Linked DNA regions of Homo sapiens: region 1 is linked to region 2. The links are chromatin contacts, found by Hi-C in ENCODE. All regions are on one chromosome and are shown on one strand. Each heading gives the region's core, a stretch centred on a gene start or an enhancer-like site at or near the end of the contact. The rest is flanking DNA. Distances are from core to core; before and after follow the strand shown.

Evidence for each region. A loop is a pair of places that touch in the nucleus more often than their neighbours do.
Region 1: a loop to region 2 is called in a map of CD14-positive monocyte, with 2.5 times the contacts of the local background. The contact joins the enhancer-like site here to the promoter of CLDN3 in region 2. A Hi-C loop is called at or near these places in 1 of 168 maps with a recorded cell type or tissue (CD14-positive monocyte) and 1 of 37 single-sample maps with no recorded cell type.

What each region holds. Positions count from the first base shown.
Region 1 is chr7:74,042,041-74,045,112 of GRCh38, forward strand. It overlaps ELN (elastin), which reads left to right. Exons shown (of 33, transcript NM_000501.4): 6 at 574-666; 7 at 944-994; 8 at 1,078-1,128; 9 at 1,839-1,880. Among named protein-coding and RNA genes, the nearest start is that of ELN, 15 kb to the left of the region's middle. Within about 2 kb of position 1,676, at least 9 of the 41 ENCODE cell types and tissues checked have a DNase peak (open chromatin) inside an H3K27ac peak, as active enhancers do.
Region 2 is chr7:73,768,696-73,772,137 of GRCh38, forward strand. It overlaps CLDN3 (claudin 3), which reads right to left and starts at 1,575. Exons shown (of 1, transcript NM_001306.4): 1 at 302-1,575. The coding sequence starts at 1,354. The coding sequence ends at 692.

The sequences.
Region 1 (3,072 bases), core at 426-2,925, 270 kb after region 2:
CAAGACCCCATCTCTAAAGGGAAAAAAAAAAAAAGAGCCATGCAGTTTTGTCAGAGCTGTCTAACACATTAACCTCGGCACACAATCTAGTTCTGGTACTTAGGCGCGGTGGCTCACGCCTGTAATCCTAGCACTTTGGGAGGCTGAGACGGGCAGATGGCTTGAGCCCAGGAGTTCGAGACCAGCCTGGGCAACATGGTAAAATCTTGTCACTACAAAAAATACAAAAAAAAAAAAATTTGCCGGGCACAGTGGCATGCACCTGTAGTTCCACCTACTTGGAAGGCTGAGGCGGGAGGATTGCTTGAGCCTGGGTGGTTGAGGCTGCAGTGAGCCAAGATCGCACCACTGCACTCCAGCCTGGGTGACAGAGTGAGACCTTGTGTCAAAAAAAAAAAAATCCATTACCGGTGAGCAGTGCTCACATGGATGTCCTGCAGGCATTGATGTCTGGCAGAGAGCGGAAGAGCCTCCAATGTGCTTCCTGAGTGGGGCACAGCCAGGCAGGGCCAGAGCGTAGGAGTCTTCATAGGTGTGGTAGCTCAGGACCTCACCCCATCCTCCCCTCCGCAGGGCTCGGCGCCTTCCCCGCAGTTACCTTTCCGGGGGCTCTGGTGCCTGGTGGAGTGGCTGACGCTGCTGCAGCCTATAAAGCTGCTAAGGCTGGTGAGTGGTGCTCTTTGGGACATGCCACAAGCCCTCTGGCTTCCGTGGGGCCCTCCGCTTTGCAAAGAACCTTCCCTCAACTCAGGCTTGGGAGCCGGGTGGGTGGGATTGTCAGTTGCAATCTACTGGGGCTCAGGGAGGCAGCTAGCTGTGCCCAGTCTGAAGGTGAGTTAGTAACGGGGCCAGACCTCAATGCTGGGCCCTCAGCATGCAGCCCCGGGCCCTTCTGCCTCCCCACTGTTCCTTACGCAATGCCTCACCTGTCCTGGCTCTGCAGGCGCTGGGCTTGGTGGTGTCCCAGGAGTTGGTGGCTTAGGAGTGTCTGCAGGTACGATGGCTATCCCCGAACTCCCTGGGTCAAAGTTGCAGGCCTGGGTGGAGCCAACTCTGATGCAGCCCCTTCTGTGCCAGGTGCGGTGGTTCCTCAGCCTGGAGCCGGAGTGAAGCCTGGGAAAGTGCCGGGTCAGTGCGGAATCCCTGGGGCTGGAGGACAGAGGGCAGGGAGGGGCAGAGGGCAGGGAGGAACAGAGCCCTCTCCATGCCACTGCACTTGGGGAGGAAGGGCAGGGCCTGGCTTCAGTCGGGCAGAGAAACTAGCCAGGCTGGTGCCTGCGTCTGTGAAATGGGGAGGAGGGGCCTGGCCCACTTCCCGGGCCCTTCTCCCGGGATCTTGGGGTAGAAAGAGACGGGCTCTGTGGCAGGCTGTCGGGCGACAGATGGGGAAACTGAGGCTCAAAGAGGCGAGTCAGTGTGGAAGGGCCTGCAGCGAGTCCCGGCAGAGCTGGGGGAGCCCCGTGTCCTCTGACTCCCCATCTGGTACTCGTTCTGCCCCACCAAGCCCTTTAGGAAGTGACTTCAGGTTAAACAAAAGACTGCCTGAGTCTACGCAGCAGGGAGGGACATCTGGAAGCTGTTAGCCAGAGGTGGGCTGGCCCAGCCATGTAAACAGGCTCCAGGAGACGGAGATAAATCCACACACCGAAGAGTTTGCAGATGACTTCCGAAACTCGTGGGAGGAGGGTTGTGGCCACCCCACGTCTGTCCCTGGCTGCCCCTGTCGGGCACAGAGGCTGTGGGTTTGAGGGCCTTGGAGCTGCCTGGGTGGGAAGGGCTGGGGAGGGGTCCCTGGAGGCTGAGCTGCTGCTAGTAACTTTGCTTTCTTTTGGCCACAGGTGTGGGGCTGCCAGGTGTATACCCAGGTGGCGTGCTCCCAGGTGAGAGCAAGGAGGGAAACAGGGACTCTATAGGAAGAAAGCAGCCAGGACGCAGTGGCTCATGCCTATAATCCCATTGCTTTGGGAGACTGAGGCAGGAGGATGGCTTGAGGCCAGGAGTTTGAGACCAGCCTGGGCATCATAGTAAGGCCCTCGTCTCTACAAAAAAATTTAGCCAGGCATGGTGGTGTGCACCTGTAGTCCCAGCTACTCGGGAGGCTGAGGTGGGAGGATTGCTTGAGCCCAGAAGGTCCAGGCTGCAGTGAGCTACGATGGTGCCACTGCACAGCAGCCTGGGTGACAGAGCAAGACCCTGTCTCAAAACAAAGAAAAAGAAAAAGGAAAAGAAAAGCAGCCCCCTCAGCCTCCCTAGTACCCCCCTCGCCTCCCCGAAAAGCAGAGGCCACCAGAAGCCCTGGGTCCTGACCTGAGCCATTTCCCCAAACTCCAAAGCTCAGGCTAACAGACATAAGGTCCCTGGCAGTCCGTCCATCCCCTGAAGGTCAACCAGCCTTCCTGCACCCCACCCAAGCCCTGATCCCAGGCACAGACCATCATCACAGCCCGAGGCGGGCCCCCGAGGACAGATCCCAGTGTGACCAGCTATTTCCCAAAAGCTGTGAGTCACCAAGGGGCCACCCAATGAGTCTGCCCTGCAGGAGACCCTAAAGAGCTGCCCCTCACCCTCCTTTCCCCTGCCAGGGCCTGACCACCCCACCCAACATGTGACCTCCTGAATTCCCCCAAAAGCCCAGATTTAGGCTGTTATGTGGGATTTGCTGATGGAGTGGCCCTTCCTCCCTCTCTCCCCCACTACGCTGAAAGCCAAGGCTGCCCAGCCCCAGGGGAGACAGGAGAGGTGGAAGACGCTGGCATGGTCCCAGCTGTAGCTGGATGGCTGCTTTGGGGGTCTGGGTTGTGAGCGAGAGCCCCAGAGAGCATGGGCCTCCCTGGTCTACGGGCGAGTGGCACCGCGCAGCAGCTGTCCCTCTCTTTACCTTTTCTGCGGAGGGTGGTCGAGACGGCTTTTGTGATTAACTCCAGCATAGAGATGAGGCTGACTGAGGCACCAGCTCACATGGCTGGGAAATAGGATTAAAACTCAGATCTTCTGACCTTGAGCCAGACAGGGAAGGAAAGTCAGCACTAAACAGGTCCTTTCTCCACCCACCCCGTGAGCCGTGCCTGTCAC
Region 2 (3,442 bases), core at 325-2,824:
GTCCGGGCTCCCAGCACAGACCCAGGGGCACATCTCTGCCACCTTCCCCTCCCATCCCCAGCCATGGCGTGCGGAAAGTGCTCATGCCTGCTTCCTAGATTGGGCGCTGGCTTTGGCCTCACAGGCTGTCTTCCGAATCCCCAGGGAGTGGGCAAGTGACCACCCCGCCATCACCAAGCTCAGCTTACAACCCCATCTTCCCTCTAAGCTCCATCCGGGAGAGCGAGATCCAGCCAAGGCCGCCCCGAGGGGGAGCTCTGCAGGGAGGTGGAGGCGCTGGGAACAAGGAGGCTCCAGCGAGTGCAAAACGAAAGGCTTTTATTGAAAAATATCAAGTGCCCCTTCCAGGGCTGCCGGTCCCTGCCCAGCGCGAGCATGGGGGCAGCGGCCCGATGGGGCTCGACGGGGTGGTCAAGTATTGGCGGTCACCCAGGCCCCGTGCTCCAGAAGGGTGAGGTTTCACAGTCCATGCAGGTTGGTCCCTGGGCCCCGAAGTCGACTGCCCGGCCCGCAAAGCCGTGGCTGCTGGGGAAGCTGCCCCAGTCCAGCGCGGGGGCTTCCTGGCTTCTGGGGGTGGGCTGGCCTCCGAGGCAAGGCTGCACGCTGGATGGCCTGGTGCGCGCTCCAGCTCGCGGTGGTGGTGGTGGTGTTGGTGGTGGTGGTGGTGGTGGGGTCTCCCTGCGTCTGTCCCTTAGACGTAGTCCTTGCGGTCGTAGCCTGTGCCCAGGCTGGCTCCCGGGCCGGTGGAGCGCGGCGCGGAGTAGACGACCTTGGTGGCCGTGTACTTCTTCTCGCGTGGGGGACACGAGCAGCAGAGCAGCGCGCCCCCCAGCAGCTGCAGCGCCGCGGCCGCCCAGCCCACGTACAGGCCCGCGCCCATCTCGCGCTTCTGCGCCTCGGGCACCACGGGGTTGTAGAAGTCCCGGATAATGGTGTTGGCCGACCAGGACACCGGCACGAGGGTGAGCAGGGCGGCGAGAAGGAACAGCACGCCTGCCACGATGGTGATCTTGGCCTTGGCCGTGTCGTCCTGCACGCAGTTGGTGCACTGGGCGCCCACCAGCGCCACTAGCAGCCCGAAGGCGGCCAGCAGGATGGCCACCACGATGAGGGCGCGGGCCGCCTGAAGGTCCTGTGGCAGTGCCAGCAGCGAGTCGTACACCTTGCACTGCATCTGGCCGGTGCTCTGCACCACGCAGTTCATCCACAGGCCCTCCCAGATGTTCTGCGACGTGATGATGTTGCTGCCGATGAAGGCCGACACGCGCCACATGGGCAACGCGCAGCACACGATGGTGCCCAGCCAGCCCAGCACGGCCAGCGCGGTGCCCGTGATCTCCAGGCCCATGGACATGGCTGCCGCGGCAAGGCCCGCTCCACCGGGTGGCTCCGGGTGCGGGGAGACGAGGGGCCGGGGCCGCTGGGCCTGGCGGGAGCTGCGGCGCCCCGACGGACGGACGGACGGACGGACTGACTCACCGACGGCGCGCGCTAACGGCTCGGCTCCATACGCTCTCGCCGCGGCTGCGCCTGCACCTGCCTGTGGCTTTGTGGGCGGGCGGCGGCGACTGGGCTGGCCCTGGGCTGGGGCCGGTGCGTCTTAGCTAAGTGCCCAGCGCTCCGGTGGGGGCGGTAGGGGCGGAGCCGCGCTCTCCAGGGCCTAAGGACAGTGACGTGGCCCCTGCCTCCCACCTTCACCGAGCGTCCTGGGAGGAAGGACTTGGCCCTGCGCGGCCCACAACGCCGGGGTAGGGGGGTTGCCAAGGAAGGGCGGGACCTGACCCAGCCCCCGCCCCTCGGTCCTTGTCCCTCTCTGCTCGGGAATGAATTCTCCGGGGCAAAACCGAGGACGGGATGCGTCAGGGGCTTGGGGTGCAAATCCCAAAGAATTTGACACGGCTTCTCTCTCCTCACCACTTTGGGCGCTTTTGGCACGTGCCGCGTGGGGATGGGGGCGCTGCCAATTACCCCGGAACGGCGGGGCGGGGAGGACCAGGGTGGGCGTGGCCGCGGCTGTTTGCAGGAGCCGCGCACCTGCTGCTCTGCCCCTCCCGTACACACGTCGCACAGGCTCAGCCTGAGTCCGGGCGGTGGGGTTGTCCAGCCCAGGAATTGCTGGGCCCAGAAGCCAGGGACTGCCTGCGCAAAGGTACCCAAAAGATGCCCTTAAGCCTAACTAAGCTCAAATTCCTCTCCAGCTCTCCCTCCAGTTCCCATCGCTGGCCGTGAGCCTGCATGCCTTTAGCTAAGCTGCTCTCCCCTCCCAGAAGTCCCCCTCCTCCCATTGAGTCCCCTCCCCTCTCCGAGCCCTGTCCTCCCTCCCTTTGAGCCTGAGTCAGGGCTGAGGCCCACCTTAATGAAATGGTGGTGAAAGAGGTTCGATCTCCGCAAAAGTGGGAAATCGGGCAGGACCGAGCACCGTGGTGGCTGACTCCTGTAATCCTCGCACTTTGGGAGGCTGAGAAGGGAGGATTGCTTGAGACCAGGAGTTCGACACCAGCCTGGGCAAAATAGTGAGACCCCGTCTCTACAAAAAATTAAAAAACTAGCCAGGTGTGGTGGCGTGTGCCTATAGTCCCAACTACTCCGGAGGCTCAGGCAGGAAATTACTTGAGCCCAGGAGTTCGAGGCTGCAGTGAGCTATGATCGCACCACTGCACTCCAGCCTGGGCATCAGAGCAGACCCTGTTTAAAAAAAAAAAAAAAAAAAAAAAAAAAGGTTGGGAAGTCAGAAATGCTACACTCAAAGCCCTGGCTGTCACACCTGGACGATCGTTCCCCCTTCTTCACCAAGCTCAGAGCCCTTCAGATTTGGCCTTGGAGGTTCAGCCTGGGCTGTTCCTAACCCCATCCCCTCTCTTCCCCTCAGAGCAGCCCTTGCATACCACATGCCCCTGCCTCAGAGTCCCTGCACTTACTGTCCCCTGTACATGGAACATGCCTGCAGACATCCACATAGCTTACTCCTAACTGCCTTCAGCTTTTTGCTCTCAGTGAGTCTTTCCCTGACCACCCTATTTAAAACTGCAGCTTCTGGCTGGGTACGGTGGCTCACGCCTGTAATCCCAGCACTTTGGGAGGCTGAGGCGGGTGGATCACTTGAGGTAAGGAGTTCCAGACCAGCCTGGCCAACGTGGCGAAATCCCGTCTCTACTAAAAATGCAAAAATTAGCCAGGCGTGGTGGTACACGCCTGTAATACCAGCTACTCGGGAGGCTGAGGCAAGAGAATTGCTTGAACCCAGGAGGTGGAGGTTGCAGTGAGCTGAGATCACACCCCTGCACTCCAACCTGGGTGACAAAGCGAGACTCTTTGTCTCAAAATAAAATAAATAAAATAAAATAAAATAAAATTGCAGTTTCTTACCCCACAATGCCTGCCCCCCTTTAATACTTTATATTCTGCTTAGCATGTAACACCATCGGACAATATTCTATATTTT